Regions from separate parts of the Mus musculus genome. Here regions 2 and 3 are each linked to region 1. A link is a contact called in ENCODE Hi-C data. All regions are on one chromosome and are shown on one strand. The core of a region is the stretch at or near the end of the contact, and the rest is flanking DNA. Distances in the headings are between cores, read along the strand shown.

Evidence for each region. A loop is a pair of places that touch in the nucleus more often than their neighbours do.
Region 2: a map of T-helper 17 cell shows a loop between it and region 1 (1323-fold over the local background). The contact joins the enhancer-like site here to the promoter of Rbms1 in region 1. A Hi-C loop is called at or near these places in 5 of 37 maps with a recorded cell type or tissue (T-helper 1 cell, T-helper 17 cell, T-helper 2 cell and 1 more).
Region 3: a map of T-helper 17 cell shows a loop between it and region 1 (134-fold over the local background). The contact joins the promoter of Snai1 here to the promoter of Rbms1 in region 1. A Hi-C loop is called at or near these places in 2 of 37 maps with a recorded cell type or tissue (T-helper 1 cell and T-helper 17 cell).

Annotation. Positions count from the first base shown.
Region 1 is chr2:60,879,058-60,883,106 of GRCm38, reverse strand. It overlaps Rbms1 (RNA binding motif, single stranded interacting protein 1), which reads left to right and starts at 1,669. Exons shown (of 14, transcript NM_001141931.1): 1 at 1,669-1,989. The coding sequence starts at 1,921. LOC108168762 (a long non-coding RNA gene) reads left to right here. Exons shown (of 2, transcript XR_003953832.1): 2 at 1-141.
Region 2 is chr2:167,603,547-167,607,595 of GRCm38, reverse strand. Gm11476 (a long non-coding RNA gene) reads right to left here. Exons shown (of 4, transcript XR_866991.2): 3 at 2,823-2,960; 4 at 1-1,415. Among named protein-coding and RNA genes, the nearest start is that of Gm31619, 16 kb to the right of the region's middle. Within about 2 kb of position 2,280, at least 1 of the 3 ENCODE cell types and tissues checked has a DNase peak (open chromatin) inside an H3K27ac peak, as active enhancers do.
Region 3 is chr2:167,536,403-167,540,451 of GRCm38, reverse strand. It overlaps Snai1 (snail family zinc finger 1), which reads right to left and starts at 2,257. Exons shown (of 3, transcript NM_011427.3): 1 at 2,081-2,257; 2 at 1,254-1,781. The coding sequence starts at 2,162.

The sequences.
Region 1 (4,049 bases), core at 420-2,919:
GGTGTGTCTCGAGTCCTCAGGAAAAGGCATCTTCGACTTGAACAGTTGGAACTAAAACTGTCCACTTTGCATTTGTGCTGGCTCATAGTGAGGAAAGACAACAGGTCACAGCAAAAAAAAAAAAAAAAAAAAAAAAAAAAACCAAAAAAAAAAACAAAACCAATGCATGGAGTAGTAGTAGAAAAACAGTTCTGGGGTCCCCACTAGCTCACAGCCTGGCTGTGCTGTAATCTTTAAACACTTTCAAGGGCAGATATCCTGTGAATTTTAAGGTTTTACTTGCCCAGTATGCACCGAATACCCTAGCCTTTGCTGTTTTTTTTTTTTTTTTAAGTGAAAAGAATTAGGATTATGTGTGTGTTGTGGGTGTGTCTGCTTTCAATAGGCAAGACTTATTATTTCTTGTTACTTTTGCTGGAACTCTGGGGACTTTGGAAGCAGCTGACTAAGTCACCAGCAGGATTTCTGGGAAGTATAATTTTCAACTTTGTTTTCAGAAAAGTCTCTGAATGGCTACACTTTGGCTAGAAAGTTGACGTTCATAGCATCTCTGTGACAGCCAGAGTTTGAGTTCCTTCTCTTGTTAAGACAAGCTGGGATTTTTCATTGTTGTAGCAGATGGGCCTTTCCAGGAAGATGTTAGAAGCCAGGGAAGACCTATGTATGTGTACTGTGGCTGTAATCCCAGAATTCAGGAATACTTGTCAGGGACCCCGTCGCCAATTTAAAGATGGCAACCAGCCCTGGTAACCCTATCCAGAAATGGCTTGCTTGACCACCCTCTTCTGAGGCCTCCACATCAACATGTGTTCAAAGCCTGCTAGCTACATCCAGAGAGGTGACTGCAAAAGGAGCGGCAAGAGAAGCAGTTTTTATTTTTTTTTCCACTTGAGAACAAAGGAAATTACTCCTGTCTTTGTCCCTTTCTTGCCGTCTTTTTAATAACTAGGTTGAATTCCTGTATCTTCTGTCTTTTCCAGGAAGGACAGGTCTCCCCTTTGGATGGCTTATAAGGTTTTCATTGCTTTTTTGATAATGTTGTCTTGAAGGAAAACTCTTCCTCTGTGGCACAAGAATGAAATTGAAAACTTTCCCGGGTGTATTTGGGTGAGGGACTGGAAAGGAAAACACAAAAACAAAACAAAACAAAACAAAAAAAACCCACCCGTTTGCTCTACAAAAATGTAGCATGCTTATAACTGGGGGGCTGAGAAGTGTCCTGGGAGGTAGATCTGGACAGGGAAGTGAGAGTAATTATCCGCGCCTTTTCGGGACCAGGGGCTGCTGTGAAAGATGAAAGAAAAGGCGGGCCATTGGCTTCCTATCCAGGTGTTCCAGCGGTTCCCGAAGCGATGCCCTTAAAAGGGGCAGCCAAGTGGGGTGCGAAGCCACGGCGACGCCTGGCCCAAGGGCCTGGGGTGGCTGCTCCCAGGAATGTGAGGCATGCGGGGCGCCAGAGCCAACCATTGCGCGGGATGGGGGCGCCGCGCAGCCCGGGTTGCCGCCCCAGCCCGGGAGGCCGAGCGCGGGGGCCGAGGCCGGGGGAGCGGGCGCGGCCGGGCGGCCGGGCGGGCGGGAGGCGCGGGAGGGCTGGGCGCGGCACTAGGCGGTGCGCGGCTGCTTCCCCGCCCCCGGCCGGCGCGCTCTCGGGGCGGTGGTTGAGGCGGCGGGAGGTGGGGACGCGGCGGCGCTGCTCGTCCGCTGCCGCCGGCACCGCGCGCGAACTCCGGTCCATGGCACGCAGGGCGGCGGCCCCCGGAGCTGCTCGAGAGTCGCCGGCCGCGCGCGTCGCGCCGCACTTTTAGGGCGGGAGCCGCGAGCCAGTCCCCGGCCGCATCCTCCCTCCGCCTGCCCGGACAGGCGAGAGAGGGAGTTCCCGGAGCGCCGCGGCCCCGGTTGCCTCAGCTCCCCGCGCCCGAGATGATCTTCCCCAGCGGCAGCGGCCACCCCGGCGCTGCCGGCGGCTGCAGGACGCCCTACCGCAAGCAGGTGAGGCTGCCGCGCTCCCCAGGCCTGCGCCGAGCGCGCGGGGCGGTGACCCGGTTTCGGAAGGAGGCGGCGGGCGGAGAGATGCCCGGGGGGACCGGGACGGGGACTGGCGGAGAGGTGGGACGGGCAGGCGCGCGGCCAAGGGCTCCGGCGGCCCGCAACAAGTTTGGGGGTTTCCTGGAGACCTTTGTGTACAGAGGAACTGGGGATACGTCGGGGCAGTGCTTTGCATTGCACTAGGGGACCTCCAAGAAACCTGTCTGATTCATGGGGAACCCGGAAGACGTGTGTGTGTGTGTGTGTGTGTGTGTGTGTGTGTGTGTGTGTGTTCGCGCGCGCCACCCTTCTTATTTTAAAAAAAAAAAAAAAAAGACAAAAAAGAAAAGAAAAACAGGAACTTCTGTCACTTTCTCAAGGTTTTCAGAAACACAGGGAAATCCTGTGATAGAGATACTGGGATAAGCCTGAGTCATACACACGCCTTTTCCTATTCTAATTTTGTTTCATACATTTTCTAACAGATTGAACTCCAAAGGCACTTGAAAGGTTACATCCGAATCCCCTGCCTGGAAAAGGAGTGGAACTGGCAGGTTTTAGTTTCGGTCTTTTGTTTTTAACATCTTTGTTTTTGAAAGAAGGTTACTGAAGCCATGTTGTGATAAAAACCCCACAGCCTCTCAGCAGCAGCAATAACAACAACAAAAACCCTAGCTCTAAATTATGTTAAAAATGTGCAGGTCTGCTCAGAAAAGGTTAAACTCGTTTAGAGGTCAGTGACAGAATGCTTGTTGAAAAAGAAAAGGCAGCATTGCAGATCTTTTCCCTTCGTAATAAATCTCTAGTCTACACCCTCAGCCACAGAGACAGATCAATTAAGTTATCCCAGTAATGATAGCAGCAAAATGCACCCTTCCACGTAAACTGTGGTTCCATTAAGATCCAGATGTGTGGCACTGGAGCCTGCTGAGTTCTTTGTGGCGGTTTGCAGGATTATTGTTCCGGCTGTCCAGCATCAGCCCATCTGAAATGCTTCCTCGGGGTCACAAAGTACTATTTTCTATTTTACTTTCTTTGCCTCTTTTGTTTGTTAAAATTCCCCTTTAAAAGAAGTAAATAAATGTCCCTGGGTTTCAGTGCCCACGATGTCCAAGCCACAGCCTTTCTCCTGGATTAAGAAGTCCAATCTTTGGGTTACAAGTTTAAAATCTTTACTGACGACTTGGCTGAGATAGATATGCACAAGGTCAGGATTCACGGACGGGTATCTCGAAAACTCACTTCATGTGGCTTTATTTAAAATAAGTGCCCTCAGATGCTGTGTGCCAGCGTCAACTTCAGAAGTGAGGCCAATTTACACTAAAGTATTCTCCCAAGCCCTCCTCCCCCCACCCACCTCTCTCTACCTGAAAAGATGGCTAATTATGTTAGGGCCTTGTGTATTCATTTATTTGTTGTCAAAACCCAGCAGGGTGTTAGCTCTGAAATGGGAAAAGGCTCAGAGGGTGAGGCCTTTTGCTGAGAGAGGCTGGAGGTTTGGTTGTGGAGGGGGGCACAGCCTGCTGGCTGGAGCATGCTGATAAGATGCTCTTTTCACAAGCCTCTCCTTAGACTCAAAGACTAAAAGGGCTGACTGAATCAGAAAAACAAACAGACTTTCTTTTTTCTATAGGCAAAGAAAGAAATGAATGTGTAGGCATTATACAGACACAAGACCCTGGGTACCAGTGGTATTTGAGTCAAAGGTTTCTTTTGTTAGTATTTTGCCATTCACTGAAAAAGCACACTTGGAGCGCAGGGACCTGGTTACCGTGAGTGACTTCATGATCTCATCCTGGCTTAGCCTGAATGGGAAATCTAATTAATACTTCTTATAAGATGCTGTGATGCAAAGCTTTGCGCCTTTCAGTTCATAAATGCTTTCTTCAGTTTGCCGACAGAATTGGCAATTTTCAGGCATATAATGCAGTTTGATTTTCATCTAGAAATACACAATCAGCTGTTAGGGGCTGATTTCAGATAACTTCCTTGAGGAATAAAAAGGAGTGTGAGGGATACTTAAA
Region 2 (4,049 bases), core at 1,031-3,530, about 110 Mb before region 1:
CTGATGGCTGAAACCAGCACTTTACCTCTTAGGAAAACATTCAGGGTTCTCCAGCCAAGTTTAGGCTCTTCCCTCACTGTGCATGAGGGACAGACCTCTCGATACTTGGTGAGATGCAATGTCAGGCACAGTGAGGCAGGGTCTGGCTATTTCATAACCCTGGCTGTCCTGGAACTCACTCTGCAGAGCAGGCCGGCCTCCAACTCTCCAATTCTCCTGCCTCTGCTCCTAGGTGCTGGGATTAAAGGGCTGCTCTCCACTACAAGCCGAAACATAGCTGTTAAAGGCTCTTCAGGCGGGGAATTTGACCTAGAGACCCTGGGAAAAGCAAAGTGGCTGGTTGTGGTTGTACACACCTGTAGCCCTCCTCCTTAGGGGCGATGCAGGAGGATGAGTTCAAGACTCCAGGGAAGTATGTCCTCTTTGAGCCTCACAGGCCCCATGAATGACTAGTTAAGTCTAGCAGATCACAGCAAAATGGGTGTGGCGTAGGTACTTGGGTAAAAATGAAAATTGGTTTCCCCTTGCTTAAGTTGCCTTGGGGCACTCCAGCTGCTGGCTCCTTGGGGAGAGCCTGCACTGGTTGGACTCTATGCTAAAATTGGACGGATGTGTCATAGCTGTGATGTTGCAAACAAGAATTTCGATCTGATAGAGTGGCAGCTGTCTACCATACAAGGGGTGAGAGCAGGTCTGAATGTCTTGACTCAGGAGTTGAGCTTCATCCTGGAGATACACAGGCCAGCCTACAGCTGGGGCAGACATTCCCTCTGGCACATGGCGCAACAGGCTGCCCTCCAGAAGGCCCTGCCAGACCCCAGGTGCTTGGTGCTGGCCTGGGCTTGTTAGTTCACTGCCAGGTCACTTGGGGCTCCAGGCTGGGGTCTCCACTCAGCAGAGCTTGCAGACAGTACATCCTCCTTTGAGGGTGTGACCTCACGTGACCCCAGCATGAGCCCACAGGATCTGGCTTTTGCACTGTGGGGTCCACGTGGGTCCCTTGATGTCCAACAGCTGCAATGGCTTGGGAGATGGAGATCCTAGAGCCAGTCTTGTAGCTGCTGCCACCAGCTGTCACTGAGAAGCCACCGTGCACACACAGGTGTGAAGGTCTCATTCAACACCAACATTTTCCGTGGAAGTAAATTTTACATGCTGTCTCCCAGAAACCACAAGTCCGGTAGCCTACTGGTACATGGGCAACAGTGGCCAAGCCTGTAGTCTCTGTGGGGTACCAGGTCCTCCCACGATGTTTAATGTGTGTCCTTTGGCTTTTAGGGAGCCACAGTTCTAGGAGCTCTTTGAGGAACGCGCTATGGCCTCAGGAGCCTGGGTGCTGGCATTTGTGTTCCCGAGCGGCTGGGCAGGAAGCTGATGAGGACACCATCCACCTGTCCCCGTCATCACAGCTGCTGCTAAATGTCAGTCATGAGAAACCAGAAGTGTCAGTAAACAGAAGAGGTGTGTGGCGGGGGTCACTTTAGGATCATCTTTTTTTTTTTTTCTTTTTAAATTCCATATGCAATAGTGAGTCTCATTCTGACGTTTCACACGTTAGTGTGTCCTGATCATGTGACCTCCGGTTTACACTTATGCTTTTTGTGAGCGAGAGTCTCTTGTAGCTTCCCAGCAGATCCTGGGCAGACACAGCCAGACCATCCCCACTGGGACTAGCTTTATCTTGGGGCACTGCTTCTGGTTACCAGAGGCATTCAGTAAGGAGGAGTGATGTCACCTACCGTCAAGACCATGATAGTGACCCTTAGTTGACTGAGGTGTGGCAATGACGAGAAAAGCCTATCTCAAATGTGTAAAAAAAAAAAAAAATCACGTCAGGGTGGGCGTGTGGCTGAAGCTGACACATTCAGGCTCTATCACACCTGATAGGGACATATTTATTCCTATTGTTTGCCCCTCCTGCCCCACTGAGCGTCAGCTGTGAGCAGCGAGGCCCAGCCTAACTCCACAAATGCTACTGACTGAGTGGAACCGAGGCAGAGGCGGGGTAGGCATTGTTGAGGGTGTGAGGAGGGAATGCACCAGTTCTCCATTGTAGGCCTCAAGGCCAGAGTCTACTGTATGACTTCAGGCAGGTTCACTAACCTCTCCGTGCCTGGGTCACACACCGCTGCAAACACCTTGGCCCAAGTCTGCATGAAGTACTGCCTCCAGGTTCAGCTCAAGCCTTAGCACCCATTGAAGTCAGCAGAGGGCGCCCTTGTGCTACAGACTACTGCCTCACCCACATCGGTTCCCAGCCAGCTGGACTAAAACAGGGACAGGTGGGGACAGATGTGGCCACTGAGCAGGAAAGGAGTTCCCAGCTCCAGGGTGTCCCGCAGAGAAAACAGCAGAGAAAGGCAGTCCCCCACCCCTTAACTTGTGCTGTCCCTTGGCTCCTGAGATTTCAGTGAGGGTAGAGGCAGGGGTGGGGTCTCAGGGGTGGGGTCCTCTGGAGGCCACCAACTGCAGGCAAAGGCCTAAAGGGCCCCGGGGCGAAACAGAAGAGGAAAAATGGGTGTCTGGAACACAGGCCTCATAGGCCAGCCTTTCCCCTTGTGGAGCTGGTGAGGTGAGGTGTCTGTTTCTGTGGGGACAGTGCACTGAAGGTCATTTCTGTCATTATTTTCCCTGTTCCCTGTTCCCACCCCTGAGCAGCCTCACCCGCACCTGAGGCGAGTATCTGAGAAGAAACTCCTTTCTGTTTCCCCACCTGCCCATCAGCCCTTCCCCAGGCGACAGCCCTGACAGTCCCCTTTCCATCCGGTAAAGACCCAGCCCCGAGCTGCCCCCAGCAGGCTTTCCTCCCCTGACACACTCACCCAGCAAGCATCTTGTGTGTGCTCACTGCGTGTCAGAGCCTGTGCAGTGAACAAGAGCTGTGAGTTGGGATGGTAGTGGGCTGGGGGACTAGGAGGCAGGTGCACACAGTGTGGCTTTAGAGGTGTCCAGAGAGTGCCCTGTGGAGATCAAGGGGTGATGGAGAGGATAGTCAGTGCCTTTGAAGGGGTGACTGACCAGGCACTGTTGGCAGTTCTAGGTGGGGGAGGCTGAGACCACAGGCCTGGGTTGAAAGGTTCGGGTCACAGTGTCACACTAATGCCCCCAGTGTGCCGCACTGAACAGGTACCCAAGGAACAGATAAAGGGACATGTGACAGTCTGGGAACCCCTGCAACCTCCCACTGGCTCAGTGGACACAGAACAATGGCCCGTCACCCACAGAAGGAGCTGGGACTGCTGTACCCACCACTCACAGTTTGGGGGCCACCTCTCCTACTCAGTAAACTCCCAGCATTCCTGGCCCACTGTGAACCCATGACTTGCTCCTCAGGTAGGGGTCACTTCTTCCCCGCCAGCCTCCCAGTGCACCCGTGGCTCTCTGGCACTCGCTTATATCACAGCTTCCTCAGAACATAATTATTTTTTCTCTCAGATAATTCAGACCAGGAGACTCCCCGACCCCTTCTGGCCACACTCTCACCCCCCTCCCTAACTGACCCCTCTGACATAGTGATTGCTTCAGGTCAGAGACCCGATGCCCAAAAGCCCTGGCTTCCCTCCTGGCCCAGCCCCAAGAACCTGGTTGCGCCCACCCATCCACCCAGGTCTACCCACTTAGCTGTATTCTTTTCCAGAACCCAAACTCTTATCATTCTGACACACCCTTTGCATCCAGAAAGCACAGGACTCTACAGTTTATACAGTGAGCCACATTACAATGCCTTCACTTAGACAGGAACACGCTGAGGCGCCCACTTCTGCATTCACCCTGCTCAACTAGTGTGTGTATGTGTGTGTGTGTGTGTGTGTGTTACTACCAGAGCCCCAAAGGTGTAGCAGAAAGCTGACCACTGGCACACTATGCTGGCAGAGGTGACCTAGGATGGCCATGACCCCTGCAGAGACAGGAAATTGACAGTAACAAATTATATAGAGGAGTTAAGGCAGAGAATGGGTTCGCACAGACGGGGCAGAGGGTCCCTGGAGTCGGAGAAAGCCAACGAGGTAGCCCTCGAACAAAGATGGAGAATCTGCCAGCATCCGAGG
Region 3 (4,049 bases), core at 1,008-3,507, about 110 Mb before region 1:
GCTGGGACAAAGGCCACTAAGGGGGACACTGTACATGTGATACCCCCTGGATTAAAGGGGCCTGCCGTGCAATGAGCCAGCAGCTGCGGCCAAGAACAGGTGCTGGGCACCGCTGCCCCGTGCACCTGCTCTAACCCTGCAGGCCCCCACCCCCTGGGCTACCATTAAGACACACAATGGAACTCCTAGAGAACTGGGTGGTGCATTTCAAGGAGGGTTTTGTCTGAGCCATGCCTTTACATCAAAACAAAGTCCCTGGGGGGTGGGGGGTGGTCGGAGGCAGCCTAGGACCCTGAGGGCTTCAGCTCTTCCCCAAAGTAGAGCCCCACAGCTTAGCAACCCAGCCGGAGAGAGGCAGCCTGTTACACTTTTATAGGTTAAATCTGAGGCAATCCGTGCCTGGGGGGGGGAAACGGGTAATCTTATTCAAGTAATAAAGGTGTCAGTGAGACCTGCAAATACCTCCCTGCCACCCCCAGGCCTCACTGCCCCAATGCTGGCCACCACAAGAGACGCACAGCTCTACCCCAAAGCCTGACACACTTTCCAAAGAGCAGCCCAACCGGAACCCCCACCAAGCCTGGCTGAAGCCTTCCCTCACTTCTAGAAGCTTCCCACGTGGCCCAAGGCTGAGAGGACAGCAAAGTCATGTCTTTGTTTCTCTTCTTAAAAAAAAAAAAAAAAAAAAAAAAAAAAGATGTGTCTATTCTATTCTTGTCCTACATGGATTGGTATGTTGCCTGCATGTATGTCTGTATGAGGGTGTCAGGTCCTCTGGAACTGGACTCTTAACAGGCAGTTAGTTAAGTTGTGAACTACCATGTGTGCTGGGAATTGAACTCAGGACCTCTGGAAGAGTAGCCAGTGCTCTAACCACTGAGCCGTCTTCATAGTCACTGGGAAGTCATTTCTTAGTGGCACCTGCACCTAGCACTTCACTCTACAAAGACCCCACGAAGTGTTCTCTGATACATTTTAGAAACGAGGAAACTGGGGAAGTTCTCGACTCAGGATTCAAGGCCAGGTGCAGAATATCCTGTCTAGCAATATCCTGTCTGACTTCTACAGTGTGGGTTGAGCCCGGATAGGGAACACCTCTTCACTCCTAGCCTCGAACAGCAAGGTACAGAATGGAGAACAACCAACATCTACTTTGTCCACTGCTTGGCAGCCTTAGGAGTAAGTGTTGAGTCCCCCCAGGGTCTAAGGCCAAACAGCCCAGACTCAGAGCTCAGCTATGCACACTCACTCACCAGTGTGGGTGCGGACGTGGCCCTGAAGCAGCCAGGGCCTAGAGAAGGCCTTTCCACAGGTCGTGCAGACACAAGGCAGCGTGTGGCTTCGGATGTGCATCTTCAGAGCGCCCAGGCTGAGGTACTCCTTGTTACAATATTTGCAGTTGAAGATCTTCCGCGACTGGGGGTCCTTGGCCACCGAGAGCCTGGCCAGCTGCTTGGGAAGTTGGCCCAAGCCAGGGAAGGCGATGAAGGCCTCGGCCTCCAGGGAGGAGGCCGAGGTGGACGAGAAGGACGACGGCGCCGGCGAGGGCGGGCTGGGCGGCTGGGAGCTTTTGCCACTGTCCTCATCGGACAGCGAGGTCAGCTCTACGGCCTTGGGGCTCTCCCGCAGCGGGAGGGTGGCCCAGGCAACCGGCCGCACTTGGGGTACCAGGAGAGAGTCCCAGATGAGGGTGGGCAGCGAAGCGGCGGGGTTGAGGACCTCGGGCGGAGGGATGGCGGCCAGCAGGTGGGCCTGGTCGTAGGGCTGCTGGAAGGTGAACTCTGCGGGAAGAGAAGAGACAGCAGGGAGTCAGCTGAGCGGATTCTCGGGGCGCCAGGTGGGGGGGCTTCCCGCCCGCCCCTCCCCTCCCCCGCCCGGACTCCGCAAAGCTACCCCCGCCTTCGAGTCTTCAACTCCCGGAGCCTCCCCGTCCCGGGTCAAAGACACCCTCGGTGGATCCCAACTGCCAAGACCCGGAGCTCCAGATCCACCTGTCGCGCCCGCAGAGCCCGATTCTCACCTCCCCCCAGCACCCTTGGGATCCCCCCCAGCCGCCCGCGTCCCGCACCCCACCACGCACCCACACACGCGTCCTGCAGCTCGCTATAGTTGGGCTTCCGGCGGGGGTCGGACGGCTTCCTGACCAGGAAGGAGCGCGGCATGTTGGCCAGAGCGACCTAGGTAGTCGGGGTCACCGGGTCGCGCAAGGTCGGTAGTCAACTCCGCTCGCGAGGCCCGGCCGCACACTACGATCCCCTAGCAGCAGCAAATTCCTTTAAGTACCAGGGCTGGGGGCGTGACCGTACTGTTGGTCACGCCCCTTTGTCAAGGCTGAGCCAATGGCTGGCGGCGGCGCGGCCGGAGACTGAGACCGGAGCAGGTGCGCCTGGGCTGCTGGGGCTCCCGCCGCGTGGCGCTGAGATTCCGCTTGGGCTCCTCCCGGACCGGACCGCGCGGCTTCCGAGCTCCTCGGGCGACCCCTGGTGGCCGCGCCTGCCCCACGACGAGCGCGGTGCCCCGCAACATCCCCGAGCTGCTGACCTTTGGGCGCTGGGGAGCCAGAAAGTGCGATGATATGCACGCGCTTAGGGGTTCCTGGAACTGTCTACACAGCCCTGAACAAAACACTACCCAGGGATGCCCTACGCAAGGATGGCTTCCCGGCCGTGGGAGAGAGAGACAGACAGAATAAACAGAGGATTCGAATACTAAAGGGAGGTGTGATTTGATGAAAGGAGGTGGGGAGAGACAGCTGTGACTGTCAATGAACGGTCACCTGACAGGGGAGGGTGTCTATGACTTCCTAGAGGAAGTGAAGAAGCACCGAGGGGAAAGGCCCGGGGTAAGAATCAGTAACTTCTGCCTGTCCAACCTTTGAGAGCAGGTTCCAGGATGAGGTTGGTGTTGGGCAGACCCTGAGGGGTCCGATTTCCTGGCCTCGGGTCTTTGGAGGAGTTTGGACTTTGCCTTACAGGCACTGGGGAGTCACGGAAGGACTTTCAGCTGAGGACGGACGTGTTTAGAGTTGCATTGTGAAACACCAATAAGGGCAGGTGCGAGGCAGAGGTAGCAAGGACCAGGGCTAAGGCTCCCGACTTCCTGAAAATCGTGTTGGAACGTTCACAGGGAGGAAGGGTGGCCTCGGAAACCAAACCCACACCCCCATAGTATGGGGTTATAAACACCTATAAAGCAGAGGGTCTACGGAAACCTCTGGGGCACCAGCTAGCATCGAGTCTCTAGGCACTGGAGGTAACAACAGGGAATAGAATCAGACTCCCAGCACTGGGGGTGGGGGGTGGGGGAGTGGGAGGATGGTCAGACAACAGGCAACCATCGTGGAGAACACTGCCCTCTGGGTAGATTTAGTTCATCCATGAGTCTCCCTGAGTCCAGAGGGAGAGCACACAGCGCCCCACCACCACCCTCGTCCCAACGGACAAGTCAGCTGACTAGGTTTTGACTTTTCTCCATCCCCTATGATCAGAGAACAGGCTTTCCTACCACGGGGCCTTGCTTGGTACCTGCCTTCCTCCAGTCCTGTTTTCTCTTCCAGATCCACACCTGGCTAGGCTTCCTTTCATCCCTTTCATCCTTTGTTTCAGCAGCCCCCCACTCCACCCCCTCAGCCTCCCCCAAGCCTGCTTAGTAAGAAGGAAAGAGAAAGGCAAATGAAGCCCACAAGGGGAGGCCTGTTCACAACCTCACACCTGCCAGAGGCCTGAAAGTAAAACTTGGTCAAATGATGGATGCTGGCTGGCATGCCGCTTAGGAAAGGTGTGACTTAGCCCCTAACGGGTGACAGGTGACTCTCCACGCCCAGGAAGCTCCCTTCCTAGGCCGACTGCCACCTAGGGTTTTTCAGCCAAGCTTTTCCTCAAGAGTGTCTGAAAACACCTAAGCCCGCCCTGCCCTCACTGGCAGACACATCCTGATTCGCTTATCTAGGGCGGGGTTGTTGGCATCGAATTTTAACTGTCAAAAGGACTGGATGCCTCTAAAGAGCAACCAAAGCTAAGAACCCACGGCCAGCCTCAAACCCAGACCAA